Regions from separate parts of the Mus musculus genome. Here regions 1, 2, 4 and 5 are each linked to region 3. Evidence: chromatin loops called from intact Hi-C (ENCODE). Cell type or tissue: left cerebral cortex. All regions are shown on one strand. Region 1 holds the start of Ndufaf6 (NADH:ubiquinone oxidoreductase complex assembly factor 6). Region 2 holds the start of Ccne2 (cyclin E2). Region 3 has its middle 38 kb from the start of 2610301B20Rik. Region 4 holds the start of Gm46843 (a long non-coding RNA gene). Region 5 has its middle 9.6 kb from the start of Gm35429.

What was found. A loop is a pair of places that touch in the nucleus more often than their neighbours do. Peaks named below come from ENCODE experiments on the same cell type or tissue, not always from the same donor. Only the 100,000 strongest peaks of a DNase experiment are listed, where the experiment ranks them.
Region 1: it touches region 3 in a loop (2.7-fold over the local background); 23 of 42 quality-filtered maps call a loop at or near these places.
Region 2: a loop joins it to region 3, with 3 times the contacts of the local background. A loop is called at or near these places in 8 of 42 quality-filtered maps.
Region 4: it touches region 3 in a loop (3-fold over the local background); 19 of 42 quality-filtered maps call a loop at or near these places.
Region 5: it touches region 3 in a loop (2.9-fold over the local background); 12 of 42 quality-filtered maps call a loop at or near these places.

The regions. Positions count from the first base shown.
Region 1 is chr4:11,073,874-11,078,873 of GRCm38, forward strand. It overlaps Ndufaf6 (NADH:ubiquinone oxidoreductase complex assembly factor 6), which reads right to left and starts at 2,332. Exons shown (of 9, transcript NM_001085493.2): 1 at 2,107-2,332. The coding sequence starts at 2,303. In left cerebral cortex, a CTCF peak has its summit at 2,418; DNase peaks (open chromatin) are centred at 2,020 and 2,369; H3K4me3 peaks cover 1,281 bases; H3K27ac peaks cover 793 bases.
Region 2 is chr4:11,189,414-11,194,413 of GRCm38, forward strand. It overlaps Ccne2 (cyclin E2), which reads left to right and starts at 2,296. Exons shown (of 12, transcript NM_001282943.1): 1 at 2,296-2,402; 2 at 3,268-3,304; 3 at 3,402-3,498; 4 at 3,580-3,633; 5 at 4,513-4,664. The coding sequence starts at 3,291. It overlaps A630034I12Rik (a long non-coding RNA gene), which reads right to left and starts at 1,817. Exons shown (of 3, transcript XR_001784240.1): 1 at 1,732-1,817. In left cerebral cortex, CTCF peaks have their summits at 1,693 and 2,950; DNase peaks (open chromatin) are centred at 1,101, 1,848, 2,276, 2,625 and 1 more place; H3K4me3 peaks cover 2,652 bases; H3K27ac peaks cover 1,045 bases.
Region 3 is chr4:10,909,690-10,914,689 of GRCm38, forward strand. No RefSeq gene overlaps it. Among named protein-coding and RNA genes, the nearest start is that of 2610301B20Rik, 38 kb to the left of the region's middle. In left cerebral cortex, a CTCF peak has its summit at 3,107 (motif pointing right); a DNase peak (open chromatin) is centred at 3,120.
Region 4 is chr4:11,023,652-11,028,651 of GRCm38, forward strand. Gm46843 (a long non-coding RNA gene) reads right to left here and starts at 3,049. Exons shown (of 2, transcript XR_001784238.1): 1 at 2,220-3,049. In left cerebral cortex, a CTCF peak has its summit at 2,777 (motif pointing right); a DNase peak (open chromatin) is centred at 2,825; H3K27ac peaks cover 823 bases.
Region 5 is chr4:11,045,348-11,050,347 of GRCm38, forward strand. It overlaps a transcript of Ndufaf6 not described here. Among named protein-coding and RNA genes, the nearest start is that of Gm35429, 9.6 kb to the left of the region's middle. In left cerebral cortex, no CTCF peak of the experiment used is centred here; DNase peaks (open chromatin) are centred at 2,160 and 3,912.

The DNA of each region.
Region 1 (5,000 bases), 160 kb after region 3:
AAACAATGTGTGTCTGTGTTTTTGCATTTGCTAAAAGAACCTAGAAGCACAAATAACCCACTCAGCCCTGGCGTCAAAAATAAAACCAGCCGGGTGTGGTGACGCACGCCTTTAATCCCAGCACTTGGGAGGCAGAGGCAGACAGATTTCTCAGTTCGAGGCCAGCCTGATCTACAAAGTGAGTTCCAGGACAGCCAGGGCTATGCAGAGAAACCCTGTCTCGGAAAAAAAAAAAAATACACCACCAAAAAACAAAACAAACAAACAAACAAAAAAACACAATTACCTAAATATGGACATTGGTTCCTAAGAACTCCAGGCACTCTTGAAAGAGTGATGTCCCAAGCTGGGGCCAGAGAAAATATAAAACAAGCTAATGACATCTTAAACATAAAGCAAAGATTCAAAGAATGGAAAGACTGATTGTCAAAAGAATACCAGAAACAAGTTTGGCAAAAGTCTACAGAAATTTGAGTATCCAGAGAATGGGTATGGTGCATACTCAGGCGTCTACAGCAAGAGACGGCGAGTCCACAATTTCATGATTTCAAGGGCAGCTTTTGAAAACATGTGAGAAGCTGTCTAGGACTATGATGGCTATCATATAGCTCAGTGGGGCAGATCTTGTCTAGCATCGCCAGGCTGTGAGCTCAGCCTCCAGCACCATAAAGAAAACAGCAACCAAACATGGCAGGTTGACAGCCAAAGCTTGTAAACTCAGTACTTGGTCAGAGTCAGGGGAACCTGAAACTCTTGGCAAACACAGAAGCAATTGCATTTCTCAGATTTGCTTCCCTAATCAGATCCAAGGTGATTTAGTTATTTTAGTTACACTCTAAAGCCCTTCAAAGCAGGCATTTGGCTGTGTACTTAAGAGCTGTTCTTCCAGAGGTGTGATTCCCAACATCACATTGGTTCACAACTGTTCCAGAAAATCTGATCGGTGGCACTAGGCATGCACACAGTTCATACACACAAGCAAAGCACGCATACACGTGAAATAAAAATAACACACAATAAAAACAACAAAACAAAACAAAAAAGACCCGACACTTGAGAGGCAGAGACCAGAAGGAGTTCCAGGCCAGCCTGGTCTACAGGGTCAACCACAGCTACATAAAAACCCTGTCTCAAAACAAACAAAAACCATACCGGATAACTGCTGTTAGCAGGGAGGGCAAAATGCAGGGGCGGTGTGGGTGGATGTAATTAAGCCATAGATTATTCATAGGGCTCAATTCCCATCAGGCCCAACCCCCACACATGTCTACAGAGGAAATCCCAGATGTCTTTCCTGACACCAGGTGAACAAAACACAAGTCATGAGGCTGTTCTTGTAAATCTCTGGCAAATCCCTTGTTCCCTTGAAATTATTAAACTTCATCTTAAAAATTGTATTTATTTTTATGTGTATGAGTGTTTGCGTACACATATGTCTATACACTGCTTACCTGGTGCTCAAGAAGGCCAGAAGAGAGCATTAGATCTCGTGTCGGGGCTGGGAATCAAACCTGAGCCTGTTCTCTTAACCGCTAACCCATTTCTCCAGCTCTTAATGCTCTAACTCTTAAACTCCCTTGATGGGAATCACAACTTGAAAGGAGAATTAAATAAGCTGCTTTGGACTTTACTTTTGTAAACAAAATTTTAGCTTTGAGGTTGCTTTGTAGTTAAATCTAAACCTCTGGCCAGTACCTCCTAAGAAGATGCGTCAAAAGTGAGTGTGCCAACTTTTGTGAGATGTGTTTATCCAAAGCACGCTGGGCAAGCACCCTACCAATGGACCTAAAAATGCGCAGGCCCCGTGAATTACTTTTAATAGTGCAGCACACAGAGCCCAAAGCCAGTTAACGGTGTTAAAGTCACTAGCTGTCCATGAATAAAAAGTGCTATGCATGCAAAGGTTGTAGGGTCCATTAACGTTAGGGTTCAGGCAGAGGATGTGCTGAGCCACGTGAACAGGCCTGCGGTCTCCTTCTCCAAGCACGGGCACAGAGCCCAGCAGAACGCAGGACCCGGAGGACGCAGCCCCAGGCTCGGGGTTCAGCGCTCTGCGTTCCACAGGCTCTGGGCTCTCGGGGATGTCCCCCGGGCGCGGCCACTCACCTCAGCAGCTCCAGGCAGTAGAGGTGGGAACCGGGGATGCCTGGCCCGCTGGCCGCCGCCACGCTGCGCCGGACCGCCGAGGGCCCCGGCAGGCGCCGCACACGTTCCCACGCATCCCGAGGCGGCTGGCGATGGAACAGGTTAGCCAAACCGAATGGCCTTGGGCCGCGGACAGAACCCAGCATGGAGGTCGCCATGACACCCGCTTCGGGTGCCCTCCGACCCTGAGGCCACGCCCCCCGGAAAGTGGCCACGCCCCCGGCAGATCTCTGCAACTCCGCAAAGGAAGGACGCCACTCAGACCAGAGCCAGGTGTCGCTATAATCCTGCACATTGGTGACTTGGTTGTCCTCTCCAGCGTCCACTCCCACAGAACCCCAGAACGCCAAAAGGGATGGGTGCCTGCTTTTTAAAGAAGCGACTGACGTTACATCCTGTCACCCCAGAGACCCCCATCCTCTCTTGATCCTCTTCAAGGGCGCTATTGACACTTGTAACCGCACTGCTGGAAGCTTGTTGTACCTGAATGCCCACTATTCACCCACACACATTCCCAGAGACCTCCCAGCATAGCCCTGAACAGGTACACTGATTAGCCACTCTACCTCCAAGAGAAAAACACAAAGATGCTTGAGAGATGCACCAGGTTATGCCTCCATTATCAACCACTAAGGATAAAGGGGAAGGAGAGGAAGGGGGAGAGAGACAGAGACAAAATTTAATTTCTTTCCTTTTGCTTTCTTTTCCTTTTCCTTTTCTTTTTGTTTGTTTTTTGTTTCTTTTGTTTTTCGAGACAGGGTTCCTCTGTGTAGCCCTGGCTGACCTGGAACTCACTTTGTAGACCAGGCTGGCCTCGAACTCAAAATCCGCATGCCTCTGCCTCCTGAGTGCTGGGATTAAAGGCGAGCGCCACCACGCCCGGCTCCTTTTTCTTTTTTAACAGTAACAATATATCATTTGCTGTTAGTTGTCTCTCACAACACTCTAAAAGCCCAAGAGCATGGAGTCATTTGTTTCCTGCTTTAACCCATTGACAGTCCCTCGATGTTGTAAAATCTGACTTGCCTCTGTCATCTGTAACGCCAGCACTAAGAAGGCTGAGACAGGAAGTGTTGAGTGTTCAAAGTCAGCCTACACTACACAGTGAGGTTGAAGCAAGACAAAAAGAGGAAGTTGTGAACCTGAGATAGAAAAGTAGCCTCTCAGCCAGGAATCAGGCCAAAGCCTTTTGCCTGTGGAGAATTTAGAATTCCAGTATAAGGCTAGAGAGATGGGTCAGTCAGTAAAATGGTAAGATAGTACCAGATGAGGTGAAGGAGCTCAGAAGACAAAAAGGAGGCTCAGAGGGGCAGGAGACAAAAGAGGGTAATGGGAGGCAAATGTTGAAATACATTATGTACATGCCATAATGTGCTAATTTAAATACTTAAATACAACAGTTTAAAATACAATAAAATGATACTATACTACAAATGATATGTTGTTACCAACTATTATTAATTGAATAGTCTATAGGTATAGTGGCATGCACATATAATGCCAGCATTTGAGAGTTAGGGGGAAAAAGATAAAGAATTCAAAGGATAGATGGGGAGATGGATCAGTGGTTAAGAACAATTGTTTGTACTCTAATGAAGGAGAGAAAGAGAGGGTGTAGACTTAGCGGGGAAGTGGGGGTGATCTCCAAGGAGGTAGGGGAGAGGAAACCACAACCAGAATATATTGTATGAAAAACCACTTTCAATTTTAAAAAAAGAAAAAAGAGCACTTTCAGAGGAGCCTAGCTATGTCAGCTCCCAGCATACACATCAGGTGGTTCACAACCACCTGTAATTCCAGCTCCAAGGAGGACCTTTTGCAAACTCTGGAATTTTGGTTTCTTTAAAAAAACAGAGAAATATTACACGGATGTACTTTTGTTTACATCCCAGATGTAAGGATGTGGGGCTGACACAGCAGCTGACTATGGTTTGCCTCGTGCTCTAGCAGAGTACGGTTTTGCCAGCTGCAAATAGTTTCTGTGATTGTGTGACCTTTGGTATTCTGGGAACCCTTCTGAGGGTATATAAGTGTTAAGCCCAGAGAGGCAAGGGGGAATGGTTGTTTGTTGCAGTAAATCTTTAATCTCAATCAAGGGTTTCTACCTCACCTTAGCTCATTCAGTTCCCAGATAAAAGACACAAAACTTCAATATTTATAATAAGTCTTTAAAGCACTAGAGCTTAGCAGATATCCACCCTCTATGCTGTTAGTATCTACTCCTCTGTCAATAACCCTAAGATAATACCTGCCATATTCCGACTAGGCTGCTCTTACTAGGAGTGGCCAGCCCTCATGACCAGTTTTCATGATCCCTTTTCCCATGGCGTTTTCTCCTTCACCTTCTGTCTCCCAACTCTCAGATCTCCAGCCTAGGAACCAAAACCCTGCCTACCTCTTTTCTGCTCAACTATAGGCCTTAGGCATCTTTATCCAACCAATAGTTTTAAATTAAGGATCAGGGTTAAATAGCATCACTTGGTGTATGTGAGGATTTCCTTGTCCCTGAGGGCAACCAGACTTGGGGGCCAGTATTTAGCATTACAATACACAGCATGAGACCAAACCTCAACAGCGCTTGGTCATCAGGGAGGTTGGTTGTGGTTTGTTAGTAGCTGAAGTCAAAGAAGAAACAAAAGGAAAGAAATTAGATCCAGGGATACATCTCTCTCTCTCTCTCTCTCTCTCTCTCTCTCTCTCTCTCTTCTCTCTCTCCTCTATTCTTCTTTCTCTCCTACCTAGTGTTAGGAGGAGAAAGTGTGTGTATGTGTGTGTGTATGTGTGTGTGTGTGTGTGTGTGTGTGTGTGTGTATGTGTGTGTGTGTATGTGTGTGTGTGTGTGTGTGTGTGTATGT
Region 2 (5,000 bases), 280 kb after region 3:
ATAGCTTGTATTTATTAATCAACTCTATGATTGGTCAATATGGAGTCTCTGTACATTTTCAAATTTGATGTTTATCAGTATGTATTAGCTATATAGAAAGGTTTCATTTTAACATTTTATGCCTGCATAAAAGTTTGATCATATTTGCCTCCCACTATCTACTTTACAAATAGTCCCCTATTTCATGTCTCGCCTTCCAAGTGCTGAGGATCAAACCCATGATAGGCCAAGTGCTCTACCACTGAGCTGTAGGTTCTACATGTGAAAACATACCATACTTCCCATTCTGAATGTATAAAGGCTTGTAAGTACCTTGTTTTACTTTTTAATTTATTTTTGGTTTTTCAAGACAGGGTTTTGCTGCCTAGCCTTGGCTGTCCTGGAACTCACTCTATAGCAGAGGCTGGCCTCAAACTTAAGAGGTCCCTTGCTTCTGCCATCTGAGTTCTGATCTTAAAGGTGTGCACCACCACTGCCAGCTTGCTATCTTAGTTTTCGTTGATTCAATCATTCTAATTTTGCTTTTCCTATGGCTACTCTGTTCACGTAATACTTAGATATGCCCACAGTACATTTTTAATGACGTACGTACACTAACTTATGCGGTTGGACTTATGATACTTAAGACCAATCCCATGTAAACGACAGCCCTCGTTTTCAGTGTATCCTGGCCAAGTTCACCTACATAGGCCACCAGTTGGCACTTTTAGGACAGTGTCTCACATAATCTAGGCTGGTCTTGAAGTCACTATGGAGCGGGGCTGTAGGCCATCAGTTTTACTTCCACTCAGATAACACACCTCTGCTTTCTTGCCATAACGGGTTAGATCTCAAGCTGTACAAGACGACAGCTCCAGCAAAGGGAGGTAACTCCCCCCCCCCCCCCCAGTCTTGATAAGCAATTATGGGTTGGGTGAACGCTCCTTAGGCCTAGACAAGGCACTGGGTCTCCTCTGATCCTGTCTACGTGTAAAGCTGGGAAAGTAAGCTTTAGCCGGTGTGAAGGACCATGCGAAGACCCGGGAAGTGTGACGAGGGCCTTCCTGGGCTCTTAACCACAGCGTGGCACAAAAGGCCCACCGCGGCCGGAGGCCTCCAGGTGCATCTCGGGAAGGGCCGGGCCGCGCGGCCGCTGTCCTTGGCGCCCTCGCACCGGCTCACTCCGGACCAGGATGGCTAAGCGCGGGACCGCCGGCCTGCGGGAGCCCTTCCTGCGCTTCCGCGGCCTGGGGGTGGTCTTTGTTCCCCAAGCGGCGTCGCGCCACGGGACTGTGTGTGCCGTGTCACCCGCAAGCCCGGCCTGAGGGTGCGCAGGGCGCCGAGAGGTAGTCGGAGCCCGGGGCTTAGGAGCGGCGCGGGGCGGCCCGCCACGTCCCGGCAGCGCTCGCAGGCGGGAGGCGCTCCCGCGCAGGCAGTTCGCGCGGGCTCCGCAGGGCGCGCTGGCTGCCGGGCAGGGCCGGGGCGGGGCGCGGCGCGGCGCGGCGCGGCCCGGGCGCGCACGTGGTGCGGACCGTCCTGCTCTCCGGCCAGGTCCCCAGAGCCTCGGCGCTCGTGCGTGCGGACGGGGAGGGCGCCCGCTGGAGTCCCGAGAGGTGGTCAGCGCCCGGAACAGGCGTCTGAGGAGAAAGGCAGCGCGCGGCGCCAATATTTCCCGCGCGGGCTCTGGGAGGGAGCCGTAGGCAAGAGCGGAGTGGCCGCTCGGCGGCGCGCGGGGACAAGGCTCCCACGTACCTCGTCCGGCCGCGCTGAGGCACCTTCCTGTGCGCCGCCGCCCGCTCGTCGCCCGGCGGATGGCTCCGGCTCCGCACGTGGCGGGCGGCGCGCTCCGGCGTGTTTACATTCTGCGGCCGCTCCACGTTGTGCTGCCGTCCTCTCCTGCCATTGGCCGGCTCCTCCCGGAGGGGTGGGCCCTAGGCTCCCGCTCCCCGTGCCTCTGAGGAGACTTGGGGTTCCCCACCCCAGCCCTCCCAAGGCCTCTGCCAAAACGCGGAGCCGAACCGTAGCCTGACACTCCGAGATCTAAGAGCCACCGTGAGGGGGCCCGGCGCGAACTGGAAGGCGTGCGGGAGCCTGTGGTGGGCAACCAGCATGGGGGAGGAGCCTCTGAGCCGTGCAGCCGCGGCGCGCGCAGGTGAAGCGCCGAGAGGGGCGGAGGAGCACGGTCCAGGAGGGCAGCCGTACGGCCACTCGGCGCCCGCCCGCCCGCCAGCCCGTCCGCGCGCACTGAGGGCAGGGCGCGGCGCGCGCGGGCGAGCTGGGCGGGCGCGGGTGGGGGAGGGGAAGGCGCCGGCCGAGGTGTCAGTCTGCGGCGCATGCGTGCGGGGCGGTCCGGGCCCGGCCTATATATTGAGTTGGCGCCGGCGCCAGCTGAGCCGAGCTGTGGAGGGTCTGGCGGTGAGGAGGTATTGGGGACAGGGGCATGCGGGAGCTAAGGGAACCACGTCTGGCGGGAGCCATGGGAGAGGAAAAATGGGGGGCGGGGGTGGGACAAGAAGTAGGAGACTGGAATTCAGGGGTTCCCGAGGTTGGTCCCTGTCAGGATTCTTGTCAGGAGGCCAAGCAGAGGCAGGGGATGGAGTGTGTCCCCAAATGAGAGGCCACGGCAAAGCTTCTCTGGGAGCTTCTCTGTCCATCCTCACTTGGGGAAGGTCTCCCGCGCGAGAGGATTAAGGTGGGATCACTTCACGGAGAGATTCTTAAGCACGGTTTTCTCCTTTAATTCCCCCCCCCCTTTCCTTCTGCTCTTCTGGAATTGGGGTCCCGTCACCCCTGCAAGCGACACTGCCCGCCGGGTGGGGCTGGGAAGGAGGGAAAGGAGCCTGGAGGACGTGACACCAGAAGGTTCCCTCCACCCCCTGCTTCCCCGCCACAGCCGCTCTCCAAATTGGCGCGGAACCGGCTTCTCCACAGCCCGCTCTTGGAGGCTCGTCCAGGCGCCTGGCGGCCGAGGCCAGGACGTGCCTTTCCCACCCTGGTTGTCCTGGGGAGTGCATGAATGGCCCAGATGATCATCTAAGGGTGCTAGGGGACTTTGCAAATTCCTGAACGCACTCGCGTTCCCAGTGTACAGTTAAGGAAATGAAAGCATGAATGTAAAATTACTGAGATAGCGAGTGTATTTCAGAAAATAGTGCAGTGTTTTATTTTTAAAGGTTTAGGCCACCTTCTAGTAACGTTAGTTGGTAACTTCTGAATCAGTTTTAATTTGGAACTTGAAGATTATGGATGACTATGTTCTTGATTTTGTTTTTCTTCTCCCCTATTTAGAGGTTTCATAGTCCTTGAAGAGAATGTCAAGACGCAGGTAACAGTGTTAGTCTTGGAGACATGTTTCAAAATTAGCTGCTGCTTTTGAAATATATGACGTACTAATTAAGCTTCCTTTCTACAATTCATCACAGTAGCCGTTTACAAGCTAAGCAACATGCCCAGCCCAACCAGCCAGACTCTCCGCAAGAAACCCAGATAATTCAGGCCAAGAAGAGAAAAACAGCACAGGTGATTTAAGGAAAAAGAGGGAGAAAGGGAAAAATATTCCTTGCTGAAACCTTAGTTTACATGTTCTTTTCTATTCTTCAGGATGTCAAAAAAAGAAAAGAGGAGATCACCAAGAAGCATCAGTATGAGATTAGGGTAATGCAGAACTGGACAGGGTGGGCTGGGGAAGAATAAGAGTGGAATCATGTGTTATTGCCTTATAGTGGGAAGATTCTGATACTTTAGAGGTGAACTTGAAGGAGGTTCATATAAGCCTGAGTCCTACAGCTGCAGTGTAGATGGCTTAGAAGCAGCTGGTTCCCTTTGGTAAATCCCTCCCTTTTGGAGCTGGCTGGTATACTAGGTCTGCCTATATACTGCTCTTTGTTCATTTTCAGACTACAGTGGAGGGCCCTAATAGCTAATGAGTGGCATAAAAAGGATGTGAGATCACTGTCAGTTTGGCAACCCGGCTTTGGGATCCCTTCCTATGTGTTTACTTGGAGATGGTAATTCTTTCAAAAAGATTCTCTAAGTGATTCCACTTGACTAAATTTTTTGATGTTTTCACATTCAAGTATTAGAAAACACGTTAAAAAGAGCTATTTTTTAAAAAAGTATCCTTGCTAGAATTTCTAGATTCAGAGAACTAGTCTTAAAATTATTTCACTTTACATTAAAATGCATGTTATTATTTCAGTACATTAAGTATTGTATTACCTTGTATTACCAGGCTTCGTTATCTAACTTAAGAAGACTAATATGAATTATATGGCTTTAAAAATAAAATACAGGGCTGGGCGTGGTGGCGCATGCCTTTAATCCCAGCACTTGGGAGGCAGAGGCCAGCCTGGTCTACAGAGTGAGTTCCAGGACAGCCAGGGATACACAGAGAAACCCTGTCTCGAAAAAAACAAAACACAAAACAAAAATAAAATACGAACATCAAATTGGCTATCATTTGAAATTGTAGAACAAAAGCCAAGGTTTCTTAATGCACTAACAAGTTTTTCTCTTTCTGTTTTGAAATGACAGAATTGTTGGCCACCTGTACTGTCTGGAGGAATCAGCCCTTGCATTATCATTGAAACACCCCATAAAGAAATAGGAACAAGTGACTTCTCTAGATTTACAAATTACAGATTTAAAAATCTTTTTATTAATCCCTCACCTCTGCCAGATTTAAGGTAAAGAAAATTTTTTAGTAACTTTATGCTAAACATTAAAAGTGGTAGAATTAAAGCAATGCCAGGTATTTTCTTTTGACTTTAATATAAAATATGGAAACTTGATTTTGGGGGGGGGGTTTGTTTGTCTTTTAGTGCTTCACTTACTGAAAGTAAGCATGTATCATTCTACATGAGATATTTGCAAATGATAGCAAGTGATATACTTAAAACCCAAACTTGGGTTTTACTTAACTTGCTTGGTAAATGTTTCTAGACATAGCAGAACTGAACTACTTTTTAAAATGTAGCTTAAATTTGCCTAGTTAAAATTAGAACATTTTTAAATGAACAGTA
Region 3 (5,000 bases):
GCCAATTTTCTTCTAAGGCTTCAACGAAAACAACTGAACTAAAGAGATGAATGCAGGGGGATAAGGTCCAGCTGCCTTCCATTAAGCCAGATATTAAAGAAATTGGCAGAAATGCAAAATAAATATCATCCTTTTTTACATATATTTTAGAAAATACATTTATTGCCATAGAAATAATTATAAGAATTTGTGTGCATGGGGCAGATTTTTAAGTTTATGTATTTTCACTCTTTTCCTAATTTCTAGTGTCATGTTTCTGTAGCCACAGAGAAGCTCTTGGGGATCCTGTTCTTAAGAGTATAAAAGGGGGGCTGAAGAGATGGCTCAGCAGTTAAGAGCACTGATTGCTCTTCCAGAGGTCCTGATTTCGATTCCCAGCCACCACATGGCGGCTCACAACCATCTGTAATGGGATCTGATGCCCTCTTCTGGTGTGTCTGAAGACGGTGACAATATACTCACATATATAAAATAAATAAGTAAATATTTTTTTTTTTAAAGTCTGTAAAAGGGTCCTGAGACCAAAAGTGCCAAGAAGCATTGTAGAGTCCTGACTGCCTTGCTGCCCCCACCCACCACAGCGTAGTGACACAGACTCTTCTTCCCTTTGCTTTCCATCTTGGGAGATTAAGGCCAACCCTTTATCATTTCTTGGTGCTGTAAGAAGTCTGTCTCAGACATTATTGCTCCCTGGCACACCAGAAGCCGCTGTGTTCTGAGTTCATTTGTAAAGAGAGAATTTGACTTAATCTTCTAGCTTCAATTATAGGAATGCTGTTCTTTTAAAAAATTTTTAAACATTCAAGCACACTAGTTGAAGCCTGTCATTTCAGCACTCAAGAAATGGTTCAGTGAGCCGGGCATGGTGGCACACACCTTTAATCTCAGCACTCGGGAGGCAGAGGCAGGTGGATCTCTGAGTTCGAGGCCAGCCTGGTCTACAAAGTGAGTTCCAGGACAGCCAGGGCTATACAGAGAAACCCTGTCTCAGAAAAAAAAAGAAAAGAAAAGAAAAGAAAAGAAAAGAAAAGAAAAGAAAAGAAAAGAAAAGAAAAGAAAAGAAAAAAAGAAAAAGAAAAAAGAAATGGCTCAGTGGATAAAGGTGCTTGTTACACAAGCCTTAGGACCTAGGTTCAGATCTCTGAAGTGGACATAAAAAGTCAGAGGCAGCAACACAAATGTGTGACCCCAGCATTTCTACAGTAATATGGTTTTAGACTGGTTGACGGGAAAACATTCAGAAGTGCCAATACCCAGGCCCCAAGTCCAGCATCAGTGCTATTTAAAACGTCTCCCCTTTATTCTAGTGTATAACTGAATGTTTAGTTAGGGTTACTATTGCTGCGATGAAACTTCATGACCAAAAGCAACTTGGGGGGGGGGGGGGGAAGGGTTTGTTTCATTCACAGTTCTATAGAACGGTTCATCATCAAAAGCAGTGAGGGAAGGAACCTGGAGGCAGAAACTCATGCAGAGGCCATGGAAGGATGCTGCTTACTGACTTGCTCATCATGACTTGTTCAGCCTGCTTTCTTATAGAACCCAGGACCACCAGCCCAGGAATTGCACCACACAAAATGGTACCCAATTAATTACTAATTAAGAAAATGCCCTATAGCTGGATCTTAGACATTTTCCGAACTGAGGTTCCCTCCTTTAATGTAACTCCAGCTTGTTCAAGCCGACATAAAACTACCCAGCACACCATGTTTGCTTTCTGATCAATGTAAAAATGCACACATTTAAGATAACATTCTGTCATTAGTCTAGAGAGAACCTTTGTTGCTTATGACTTTACTGCTATGAAAGACACCTTGACTAAGAACAACATTTAACTGGGTTGACTTACAGGTTTAGAAGTTCAGTCCATTATCAAGCCAGGAGCTGTAACCTCCCCTCCCCAGCCTGAAACCTGTTTGCTCAGGTTTCAGTGTTAGAGAGCATGGGGCGGAGCTTGCCACCCTATCGTCCTGCCACTCCCACTGCCTCTGCCTGCCAACTAGCTGTTCCGGAGCTACCAGGTGTTCACCTGCAACCTTACTCCAAGATGATTTGGCGGGAATCGGGCCCCTTCCCCTCCTTCATAACTCGGTGAGCGAATTAGTAAAATTGAGCTTTGATCAGAATTTTTGTCTTAGCTTCATCTTTTTCTCGTCCGCCTAGCTCCCTCTTCTCTTCCAGATTCCAAGATGCCTTCCCAGAACAGAACCCAGATATGTGAGCTGCTGGTCGGACATAACAAGAAGCATGGCAGCATCTAGGCAGGCATGGTGCAGGAGTTGCTGAGAGTTCTACATCTTCATCTGAAGGCCACTGGGAGAAGACTGGCTCCCACGTGCTTAGGAAGAGGGTCTCACTGTTCATACCTACAGTGATGCACTTCCTCCAACAAGGTTACTCCAAGAAGGCCACACCTCTAATAGTGCCACTCCCTGAGCCAAGCATATTCAAACCAGCACACAAAATGTTTTGGCCCCACCAAGCTTCATCTGATAACAGGAGACCCAACATGACCCATCTGAAGGGAACACTCGAAGCACACGTGAATGTTTAAATGCTTATCATTCTGTACCAGGTGTATAGCAAGAGGGCCCAGGGGCAGGCACTAGTGATCAGACAGGTAGGGCTAAGTGAAACAGGTCATTTCCAAACGATTGATCGTAACTTGTCTTTTAGGTCCAGTGTCTTTGACCCCATCATAACCAGGCATTAGAATCCATAGGCATACTTGAAGCATTGCACTATTTTAAATCTGGAAGACAAATCTGGACAGATCTACTTGTGGCTCATCTCTGACTCTAATGTGACCAAAATGGAAACTGCCTTGCTACATACATGTCAACACATGAGCTAGAAATACACACTACTCCTAGATAGGAAAGGGAAGACATGTCTCTTAAAACTTCTATAGTCTAAAATTCTTACTGCAGCCAATGTGTGGTTGAGTCGCCAGGTTACGTTCCTAGCTGAGGGAGCTGGCAAAAGAGGGAGGCCCTGAAGGTACTTTACCTGGGGAAACATCTCACAGTGAAAAAAAACAGACACGGGGCGGCAGAGAACTAGACCTACTATTCTGGCCCTACAGAAGTAACCCAGTCAATTGAGAATCTGGCCTGTAGGGGGCAGACCTGCACCAAGAATCACACTGTTCTCAGGCTTTGGTCTCTTGGGGAAAAGTGCCTAGAGTTTTAAAACACCCATTATGTTTGTTTCTTTGTTTCTTTGTTTTTCATCAGATCCCACCTGCTGTTGTTCCCAGTGGCTGTTGTTATTCCTCTGGGCAAAATGCCCTGTTCTAATCCACACAACTGTTTGCAGGTACAAAGAGTAAGCATCACTTTAGCAAGTCTTGTCGAGGTCTTTGGTGATGCTTTCTGCCCAGATGTGCCTGTAGCCAGCGTGGAAATAAAATATGACAAGTTAGCTGACTCACCTGACCAGTCTGTTCCTGCAGCACTGCAGGGAACCTAGGGAGACTTGGGGACAGCAATAAGGTGACTCCTCCATTACAAGAAGTGATTGGAGTCCAAGATGCTGAGGTTGGCAGAGTTGTGCTGACAGGCCTTTGAGGCCAGGAGACCATCTCTTCGTGACCTTTGAACATGGGTGTTCAGCACATGCAATCCAAGGGTGCAATGGTATGGTTTTGTTTCTAAGGTTTTATAATTACTGCAGAAAATAAAAAATAAGAATGCAATGCATAGAAAATCAGAAATTACTCTACCGCCCCAAATGACACGCACTATTTACCTGGTGTCTATCCTGGATTTTACAGAAATGAGCACAAACACTGGGCAGGGGTCTTGCAGGGCTTGAAAGGCCTCTTCCTCCTGCCCATGAGCCACTGTTAATGCTCTTGCCCTACAGAAGGGCTGGATGCCAGGAACTAAGTCCCTTTCAGTACCTGTGCTTGTAGCCAGTTGCCATGGTATCAGACCCTGAACTCAAGGTCCTTGCTTTCTAAACCCTGACAATATCCTAGACCCAGGATCCCACATGTATCCTCCAGCGCCACAGATCAGCCACCTGACCCCAAGTGACCCCACACCTGCATCTTCACATGCTGCTAGTCTCAATTTGCCACCCTGTGACTAAGAACTGAGCTCCTTAGGTGGGGTCTCCCCTCCGCAGTGAGAATCTCTAAGGTGAAGGCCAGCAGCCTCTCCCCAGACAATCTGCAGGTCTCAAAGCCTCCAGCCAATGAGAGTGCCCGAAGAGGAAGGCACTGTGGGAGGGGAGGGGAGGGGAGGTAAGGTGGAGGCTGCACACCGGGCTAACCCATTGCTTTCTCCACAGATGTCTAAACTCAGGGTGGAACTGTGCGTGCCCTTGAGAGCTGGGTTGACTCCAGCTCTTGGTGCTTAAGCTCCATGTGTCCTAAGGCACCTACCACATGGCTGGTGCCATTCACACCTTTTCTGAATGGGGCGTCCCTTCATTTCACAGAGGAACCATGGAGAGAAGGTTAGTACTTAGAGAACACCAGAACTGGGAGTCACATTGTCCAGGTCGTCATTCCAGCCTCTCCATTTTACCGAAGAACCCACAGGCTCAGAAGGCTAACAGGACATGCTTCTAGACATAGTTGGTATATAACATTGTAAGATAACAGTCTTGGGAATCAAGGCCAGCCAGGACCAGAGTTTCTTTGCTGCCATACCCTTCTTTTAAGCCTGCCTAATTCTATTCCCTTTTGCTTATCAGGTGTGGCCTTCCTTACCCAAGACAGATCCCTCCAGATAGTCCCCTAGCCTCTGCATCCCTCTTTCTACCTCTCTTTCCCCAGTCAACGCAAGAAGTCCTGCCAGCCTTTCAGAAACATACACCCTATCTTAGGGTTTCCATTGCTGTGACAAAATGCCATGACCAAAAAGCAAGTTGGGGAGGAGTTTACTTGGCTTACACTTCCACATCACTGTTCATCACTGAAGAAAGTCAGGACAGGAACTCCAACAGGGCAGGACCCTGGAGGCAAAAGCTCATGCAGAGTCCATGGAGGG
Region 4 (5,000 bases), 110 kb after region 3:
GGGAATGTCTTAACGACCAGCCTACCCTGGCATGTCCTGGCCTGTTCTGCTATGTTCTCAGCCCCAGGTTTCAAAGCTCACAAACAACTCTTTGGGCTATTTGACATAAATTACATGAATCACAGGTCTCAAATTTTATTTTCTTTCAGTAGCTTGTGTATATAATCCCAGAACTTGGTAGGTTGAAGCAGAAGGATAGCTGAGGCTAGACCAGGCTACATAGTGAGGTTAGGCCAGCCTGTGTTACACAGTAACAAAGATAGATAGACAGACAGATAGATAGATAGATAGATAGATAGATAGATAGATAGATAGATAGATAGATTTAAACAGAGGGAGAAAAGGAAGGAGGAAGAGGAGGAAATTGAAGAAGAAAAAAGATAACTGGGTTTGTGGCTCATCCCATAATACCAGTAATGTGGAGGCTGAGGCAGTAGGGTTGTTGAGGCCAGACTAGATTATATAAAAAGGGTCTGGGCTATGGGCATGAAAAACTCTCTCAAGAAAGAGGGGAGCTGGGCATGGTAGTGTAAGACTCTGATGAGCCTTAGGTTACTGGGAACACCTGAGTGAACCACATGTAGCCGGAATCAATACAAAAAGCAAGAGGAACTTACTGGTCCAATGCATTGGGGTCGTCCTGCACTGAAGGTGAAGTGACAACCACACACAGCTCCTTCATTGAGCTTTTTATACAGTTTTCAGTGCAGCAGCATTAGGCACAATGTGATTGGCAGAACAGTGTGACTTCTAAAACTGATTAGTCTTTAGGGAATGAAGTGGCAAGGACTTCCCTTGTCTGAAGGTGGGCAAGGGTCCATCCTTTGGAATGTGTCCCCACCCGCAGGTTGTTCCTCTCCCAGGTCTGAGGAATGTTAATTAGCCTCTCCCTTCTGGAGGAGCAAGTGTTCCATGACCTTCCAAAGTTCCTGAGCTGACCTTTTCAGTAGCACATGCCTTCAATCCCAGCATGCACTGGGGAGGCAGAAGCAAGTGGATCTATGTGAATTCTAGGTCAGCCAGGGATATGTTATACAGAGAAACCCTGTCTTAGAAAAAGAAAAAAAGAAAGGAAGGAAGGAAGGAAGGAAGGAAGGAAGGAAGGAAGGAAAGAAGGAAGGAAGGGAGGGAAATGCTGGGTGGTGGTGACTCACAGCTTTAATCTCAACATTCCTATGCATTTCTGAGTCTGAGGCCACCCTGGTCTACAGAGCAAGTTCCAGGACAGCCAGGGTGACAGAGAAACCCTGTCTTGAAAAAATAAAACAAACAAAAAGCAAGTGGAGGAAGGAATGGGTATATAAAGAAGAGAAGACCCATGTTGAAACACAACTTCAGATTATCTGTAGGTAGAGCAGAACAGTCCATGAAAAAAACTAGGAGGTTAGGGGACACAGGTCAATGCTGGCCTAGCAAGAACCTGTAGGTTCTACCCCTCAGCACCAAACAGACAAATCATGGAAACAAAAGGCCTCACAGAGGCAAGACACGCACCAGAAAGCCCAGTCTCCCCTCTTTCCTTTCCTGATTCTATTACTTAGCACCTCATTCTCTCAACACTTCTGATTGGCCCAGACCACCTTCCCAGGAAGTCTTTGGGAAGGCGTATCTTTTCCACAACCTTCTTTAGTAAGGTTCAACCTCCAGTCTAGCCCACCGCCCACCAAAGGTAGTAGAAAAGAAAGGTTATTAGGATACGAGGGAAGTGGACCTGTTTAGAAATAGTTCTTTGAGGAGATTCCAGTCTTCGTTGTTTTCATTCCAGTCACACCAAACACACCAAACACAAATCAGCCACTGCTGTCCTCCACAGACACCACACACAAATCCGCAAGAGCAATTCAATTCAGACAAAACCACACGGCTCCCCAACTGAACGAGTGGCAAGAAGCCGCAGGAATCTAAGGAGAAGTTCTTTGGTGAGTTTTTCTCTATGAAGTCACCACAGGCGAAGCTCAGCAACAAAGTATAAGGCAAACCCATACATGCCTGTCATCAACAAAGACTGTGGAGGAGCAAAGCGAATCAGTGCTCCCGTTCCCACTGTCTGGGCTCATATTTATAGTCTCTCTAAACATAACGCATCCTTTCACCTGTGTCTGCTTCAGGAAAACGGTCTTTCACATGTCTGCTTTAGCAACACATTCTTCCACTGGTCTGCCCCAGCAAAACAGCATTATAACCTGAGTCTCCAAAGAAACCAGAAATGTCCACTTTACCTTTGAGTGCTGTGACTGTTTGTTGTCTGTCTACCTTCTCTTCTCCAGCAACCTCCACTGCTTGTCAGCCTTCCTTCCTTCATGTGGTATTTGGAATTTTCTCCATTTACACGGATTGTACATGGGGGTTGGTCACTCCAACCTCCAATAGTGGGATACCGCTCGCCTGTTGGAAAGGCAAAGCCACCTCACACCAGAAGTGGCTCAGAAACAAACCCATGACGTGTGTTTACTATATCAGAGTCAATGAAACGTAATCTGGAACAATCTGGTGCCACATTGGGAGGGCACAATGCTTCTTCCTAGGGTTGCTGGAAGAAAAGTCCCAGGCCTGGGTCTTAGACCTTCTCGGTGAAAAAGGCATATGCAGCTGGGGCATGGGCCTTCCGATTATAAAGGGTGAGCGCAGAATTCGCAGCGGGGAGAGGAATGCGTAGGTCTGTCAGTGGTTGATGTACAGTCTCCGCTAAAAATTCACCTTGCTCAGCCAAAATTTAGCTGGGTCTTTAAATATTTCTCCTGTGCAGCTGTCATGATGTGGAACTCTTGACAGTAGAGGGCGCTGGGGAGACAGTGCGGAAGGAAGGGTTCTGCTTTCTGGTTCTGGTATGTTCTGTGCCAGCGCAGCTTCTTTTGCAGTGCCCAGCTCTTGCGACACCCACGGCTCTTCTGGCTCCTGGCTGTTTCTGTTTCATCAGATTAACGGGCACCTCCCCCGCTACCTTTAGAAAGACACTTCTCCACGAACAACTTGGGAATATCAGGGACTGTACCTCATATATGAGGGACTGCCTCGTGGCAGCAACTTCTGTCAGTCATAAAACACAGCTGTGCTCTGTACCACACTATCAAGATTTCATTCCAGGTTGGGGGACTGAGGTGGCAGAGTTTTTCCTCCCTCGAGTACTCTGCCTCAGCCCTAAGTGTTCTCCATATCTGAATTATTTAGAATCATCTCTACTCAGATTTGAGCCATAAAGGCAAAAGACATAATCCTAAATATCATAATCCAAAATGTTAATATGAAAGTCCAATATCCTTAAGTCTAAGATAACAAGACAATTAAATTCCTAAAATTACACTTCTGGGGAAAAATTCAAATTTATTTTAAAAGACTTATTTACATTTTAAGAAGAGATTTATTTGAGAAATGTAAAAATGCAATAGACTATTTTATAAGTCATGTCACACAGGAAAAAATAGTATAACACACACACATTCATGGAGAGAGCGAGTATGTACAATAACATACAGGTGTACTAAAGAGAATTCCATGGTTATAATGGTTGTGAGCAGATGAGCCATATTCATACATTGTTCAAAATGCAAAATTACAAAACACACAGACCTTAGAAGAGCTGAAGCTCAGGGTTTTCCTCAGTTCTGTAACGTGTTCAAGTCCAGCCTGGACTATCAACATGTCAGCGGATGTGGGGTGCAGGGTTCGGGGGAGCGGAGAGATGGCTCAACCGTTATGAGTACTGGCTGCTCTTCAGAGGTCCTAGCTTCAGTTCCCAGCAACACATGGCAGCCCACAACTGTGTGCAACACCGATCCCAGTGACCTGACACCCTTTTCTGGCTCCACAGACACCAGGCACACACATGATGCACAGACATATACACAGGCAAAACACTCAGGCCCATAAAATAAATTTTAAAAAAAAATGCAAGGATGGGAGTGGTGGCACATACTTTAATCGCAGCCCTTGGGAGGTTAAAGCAGGAACATCTTTATGAGTTCAAGGCCAGCCTGGTCCTACTTGGGGAGTTCCAGGCCAGACAATGCTATAAAGTGAAACCCCCATTTCATAAAACAAACAAAAAATGCAAAATGTATATGTACATTTCTCTTGATTAATAATTTTGTGCATCTTTATAAATGTGGTTGATGAGCAATTAGCATGTTTTGTAAGATAAATAAAGCTCACTAGGGAGCATGGATATTGCTCAGTATTAGGTAGGGCACATGCCTAGCACATGGGCAGTGTTCTGTTCAATCCCCAGCACCACAAGAAAGCACACACACACACACACACACACACACACACACACACACACACATGCACGCACACACACACAACACACACACATGCACACACACACATATATACATACACACACACAACACACACACAACACACACATGCACATGCACACACAATTCGTCATACCACATACACACTGTTTATGCAGTTACTCAAAAAGCCAAGAAACATTATCTTTCCCAAGTGCAGATGTACAAAAAATAATCTCTTTGTCTAAAAGGAAATTTTGACATTTGTTTGTTGGTTTGGTTTGTTTTTGAGGCAGAGTTTCTCTGTTAGCTCTGCTTGTCCTCCAACTTGCCTTGAAGAGCAGGCTAGCCTGGAACTTGGAGATTTGTCTGTCTCTACCCTTGGAGTGTTGGGGACTAAAGGCATGAGCCACCATGCCCCTGCTGAGGTTTTAAGATTTTTACCATTAAATCAACTACAACAATGCTTCTTTGCCGCAGACCCTCTGGGTCCCTTTGTCTGCATGGAATGGGTCTCTGGGTGCAGATGGGCAAGGAGTTGGAGGGAATGACAGACCAACACACAAGATTGTGTAGAATCTGAGTGTAATTTGTCAAATTGAGCATCAAACTTTTTATACAGAAGAAAATAGGGAAGTTAGGTGACACATCGGCAAGGTACAAATGAGGTTACTGGATGCGGATGCTTAATGACTCTTACACAAAACAAAGGAATGAAAACGCAAAGGCTGGCAGGAACTGGGCAATAAAATAACTGAGACAAAG
Region 5 (5,000 bases), 140 kb after region 3:
AGTACGTCCATTCCTTCACTGGCATTACAACCTACCTCTTCAGGATTCCAGTGTATACTGAAGGCAGTCTGAGACATCCAGCCTCATGGACTGAGCAGCTACAGTCAGCCATTGTTGGATTAGCGGGACCACAGACTAAGTTATTCTTAAATAAATCCCCTTTCTACACACACACACACACACACACACACACACACACACACACACACACACATTCTATACGTTCTGTTATTCTAAAGAAGCCTGAGTAATACAATTTCCTTCTTTAAAATTTCTACACCAGCTGAGCTGTGGTGGTGCACACCTTTAGTCCCAGCACTCGGGAGGCAGAGGCAGGTCGATTTTGGATCTTTGAGTTTGAGGCCAGCCTGATCTACAGAGTGTGTTCCAGGACAGCCAGGGCTACACAGGGAAACTTTATCAAAAACAAACCCCAAAAAGACAAAATCAATTTTTATAGCTTATTATTAGCGTATGTGTGCATGATGAGGGGGACATGAAGTGTGGCACACACATGAAGGTCAGAGGATAGCTTTGGGGGTCAGCTGGTTCTCCCTCTTCACCTCGGGTTTGGGGGACAGGACTTTGGTCATCAGACTTACTAAAACATTTTATTTTATTATTTTTTTAAATATTTATTTATTTATTTATTTATTTAATGTAAGTACACTGTAGCTGTCTTCAGACACACCAGAAGAGGGCATCAGATCTCATTACGGATGGTTGTGAGCCACCATGTGGTTGCTGGGATTTGAACTTCAGACCTTTGGAAGAGCAGTCGGGTGCTCTTACCCATTGAGCCATCTCACTAGCCCCACTAAAACATTTTAAAAGACAATTGAAAGCCAGTAGGTGGGTGGAGGCACACTTCTCTAATCCCAGCACTGGGTCAACAGAGGCAGGTGGATCTCTGTGAGTTCAAGGCCAGTTAGGTCTACAGAGCAAGTTCCAGGACAGCCAGGGCTAAAAAAAAACCTAACTTGAAAAAACAAAAACAAAAACAATACAGTTGAAAAATTTTAAAGCTTTTGTGTGCCTATATTAGCATCTTCCCCTCCATCTATTTTTCATATTTATTTTAATTATGTGTATATCTGAACATGAGGGCAGGAGCCTGTGGGGCTGGAGTGCGGTGGTTTTGAGCTACCCTGCAGTGCTGGGAGCCCAACTCTGGTCCTCTCACAAGCAGTTCCTGCTCTTCTTCATCCCTAGGCTTCCGTCTGTCCATCTTTACCCCTCATCCTTGTTTGTTTTGCTAATTTTTTTTCCCAAGATAGGGTCTCACTATGTAGCTCTGGCTGTCCTAGAACTCACTATGTAGGCGAAGTTGATTTCAAACTCACAGAGATCTGCCAACCTTTGCCTTCAGAGTGCTGGGATTAAAGGCATGTCCACCATACCCGGCTCTCCTCCACAGCTATTTTGTTGGTTGGTTAGTTGGATTTGAGACAAGGTGTCTGCCTCTACCTTGGTAGTGCTGCGATCATAGACATGTGGCACAGTGCCTAGCTGGATACCATTTTTAATGTTACATGTATGTTGAGAAAAAAATGGGGAGGACTTAATTCATTTAATGGTGGTTATTTCTTACTTATGAAATGGTTGATTTAAAAAATAATTATCCTCAGGCTGGAGAGAAGGATCAGCAGTTCAGAGCACTGACTGCTTTTCCAGAGGTCCTGAGTTCAATTCCCAGCAACCACCTGGTGGCTCACAACCATCTGTAATGGGATCTGATGCCCTCTTCTGGTGTGTCTGAGGAGATTGACAGTGTACTCATATACATAAAATAAATAAATCTTTAAAACATTTAATAATTATCCTCTACTGTGTTTGTTTGGCCCCAATATTCCTGTAATGAGTACAAGAAGTAGGCTGTGTAAAAACAACAATATTCAGTGTTTCACAATATCTTAAGAGAGCAGGATTCAATCAGCCACACACAGCCTACAAGTGAGGGATGGCAGCAGCATCCTTCTGCTAAGGAAGGAGAACGCAGTGCATTTGGAAATTAGTATCGCATAGACGACTGCCCCAAGAAACAAGCATAGACTTACTGAAACAGCTTTCTGAATCATTAATGTGGAGTTCCTATGGAATCCTGCCCGCCTATAAAAGGACTCCAGGCTTATACAGCTCTTGAATTTGGTCGTTGAGTAGTTCATGTTGCCGGCCTGTGCTGAAACACACAGAGCATTATTACATAACTGAGCCTCCAGGAGAGGGGTCAGGATTAAAAATAAAATAGAAAACACAGCGAAGCCTGGCACAGCGAAGCCAGGCAGGGATGTTTAATGAGAAAAGGTGACTCAAAGGCAAACAGGATTTGTGCAAGAGAAAAAAAAAAGTCAGCCCACAGGCTCATTAAATAACGAGGACTTCCTAGCTCTGAGTCAAAAGGCATTGTTTATCCAAGGAATGCTTACATTAGAAACACTGTAAACAATAATCATGAGCGCACATACAAAATACGTATCTTAAACGCCAAACCCCTTACTGCGTCCTCTGACTTACTTATCCTTCCTCTCAGCCTGTTTTCTGATTGTAGCCAGCAATCGAGATTCTTGAATACTGTATGCTTCACTCAGCTGTCACGTGTGTGTGTGTGTATGTGTGTGCACTATGTGCGTGGGACCGCATGTGTGTGGAGGTCACAGGACAGCGTGTAGGAGCCATCCTGTCCTCCCGTCAGGGATTCTAAGATTGAACTCTGGAGGCTCTGCCTGAACTCTGAGTGCATTCACCATTGAGCATCCTGCTGACCCTGAATAAAAAGTGGCCTGTGTGATGTCATGGTCACCTGTCAGCCAGTCGCACAGCAATCGCCTGCCTCCCACCATCCTACTGCTTGAAGGGACCTTCGTAAAACTCTTTATGTGTACGATTGGTCTGCCTGCATGTATGCATGTGCAACACAGTGCCTGGTTCCTTCGGAGGCCAGAGAGGCCTTCAGATCACCTGTTACCAGGTAGGCACAGTTGTGGGCTATGTGGTCCTGGGAACTCAACCCAGGCCCTCTGTAAGGCAGCCCCAGGACCCTAATTTTTAGGAAATAATGTTTACCACACAGTAATTTTCATCATAAGGAGAAGCAGGTGAGTGGCCAGTCTGCCTCCTTCTGACCCATTTCAGTCAATCCCAGTTCCCTGTGTGGCTTCTTGCCCAGTCTTGTTATGGAAACAAACAGTAGGCTTAATGCTTTGTTTTACTTTAACTGTCTGCGTAGTGTTTACAATCTGAGGATCTTCCTGGTCAAGTCATCAATTGGGCTAGTGTCTTTAAAAAAAAATTAAATTTGTACCAACTAAAACAGCTAGAATCCAAGGGCACCTGGAGGTTTGCTGAAATGGGTAAGGCAAACACCAGTTCTCTGATCTTAATTCAAAATGTTTCACCAGGCCAGAGGATATGGGCATTTGTATTCACAAACTTTCCTTTAGAAGTTGGCCTACCTTTATTTACTTTTATTTTTGGATTTTTGAGGCATGGTCTCATCTAGGCTAGCTGGCCTTAAACTCACTAGAGGATGACCCTGGTGACCCTGGTCCTCCTCCTCCACCTCCTAAGTGCCAGGATTACAGGTGTTCTTCCTTCCTTCCTTCCTTCCTTCCTTCCTTCCTTCCTTCCTTCCTTCCTTCCTTCCTTTGGACTAAGAGAGTTCTTCATGCCAGGAAATTAACAACACTAAATGATGCTCTCATTTTAGCCTTGAGGAAACTTCAGCTCATCAAGTCTGTAACATCAAATCAAAGCATCTTAGAAAGTGCTCAAGTGTTTGCTGAGCCACTAAGGATTCAGCCGAGTCTCTGCTCTCTTTAAGACCCTTTGGCAGGAGCCAAGATATTTAGCAGTTGCTGCCAAATTTATCTCCAAACACTGGCCACAATGCTAACAAAGACTCGGGAACTCTTCAACCCAGGCTGCTTCAGAATCCCAAGAAGTGAGTCCCGTTTCCATGTACTTGCCTCTGAGGATTAGCTGGAAGACTCCCCGGAGACAGCCTTGCAGCACCAGAATCAAACAAATACTTGCTGACACAAGCAACTGGGCCCTCACGCACCCATGCAATGACTCCCAGGTGCTGTCAATCAGAAGGCACTGGGAAGGCTAAGGCGACTCGAGCCCTATAGCCTTGCCCTTCCAACGTTCTCTTTTGGATTTTATTTGCAAAACTGTATTATTTTAAACTATTACTAATGCACAACTAAAGTAAACACTAATTCATAGCTAAAACAAAGACTAGAGTCACCTGCCAAGAACCACGGAAATGGGAGAAATAAGAGCCTGGAAAAAGCTGGAAGGACTTGCCACAAACCTGGTCACAGGAATGTCTCACTCATCATCCTAATCTGCTAGAGAGCAGCCATGTAAATACTTTTAATCTGTGCAACCAGTAAGTGTTTTATAATCTAAAATTTAGCCACTTGACTCCTGGAACTTTGGAGGCAGAAGTAAGTGGATCTTTGAGTTCGAGCAAGTTCTAAGACAGCTAAGGCTACACAGAGAAATACTGTCTGGGGAAAAACAAAATAAGTAAATAAATAAAATAAATTAAAAATGCACATTTCTAGGGCTGGAGAAATGGCTCAGCGGTTAAGAGCACCGAAGGTTCTGAGTTCAAATCCCAGCAACCACATGATGGCTCACAACCATCCATAATGAGATCTGATGCCATCCTCTGGCATGTCTGAAGACAGCTACAGTATACTTACATATAATAAGAAATAAATCTTTTAAAATATGCACATTTCCTGTTGGGTGTAGTGGTACACACCTTTAGTCCCTGAAGCAGAGGTTCTAGAAGTTCAAGGCCAGCCTAGTCTACCTGGCAATTTCTAGGGTAGCCAAGTCAGACAAAGTAAATCCTGCCTCAAAAAAAGCAAACAAACAAACAAAATGCACAACCTCTTGATGGCTGCTCAGAGCAATCCTGTTAGTATAATTCCCACTGATATGGAGTCACAGCCGAGCTGATGCTGAACAACCGAGGCTGTGGCTCA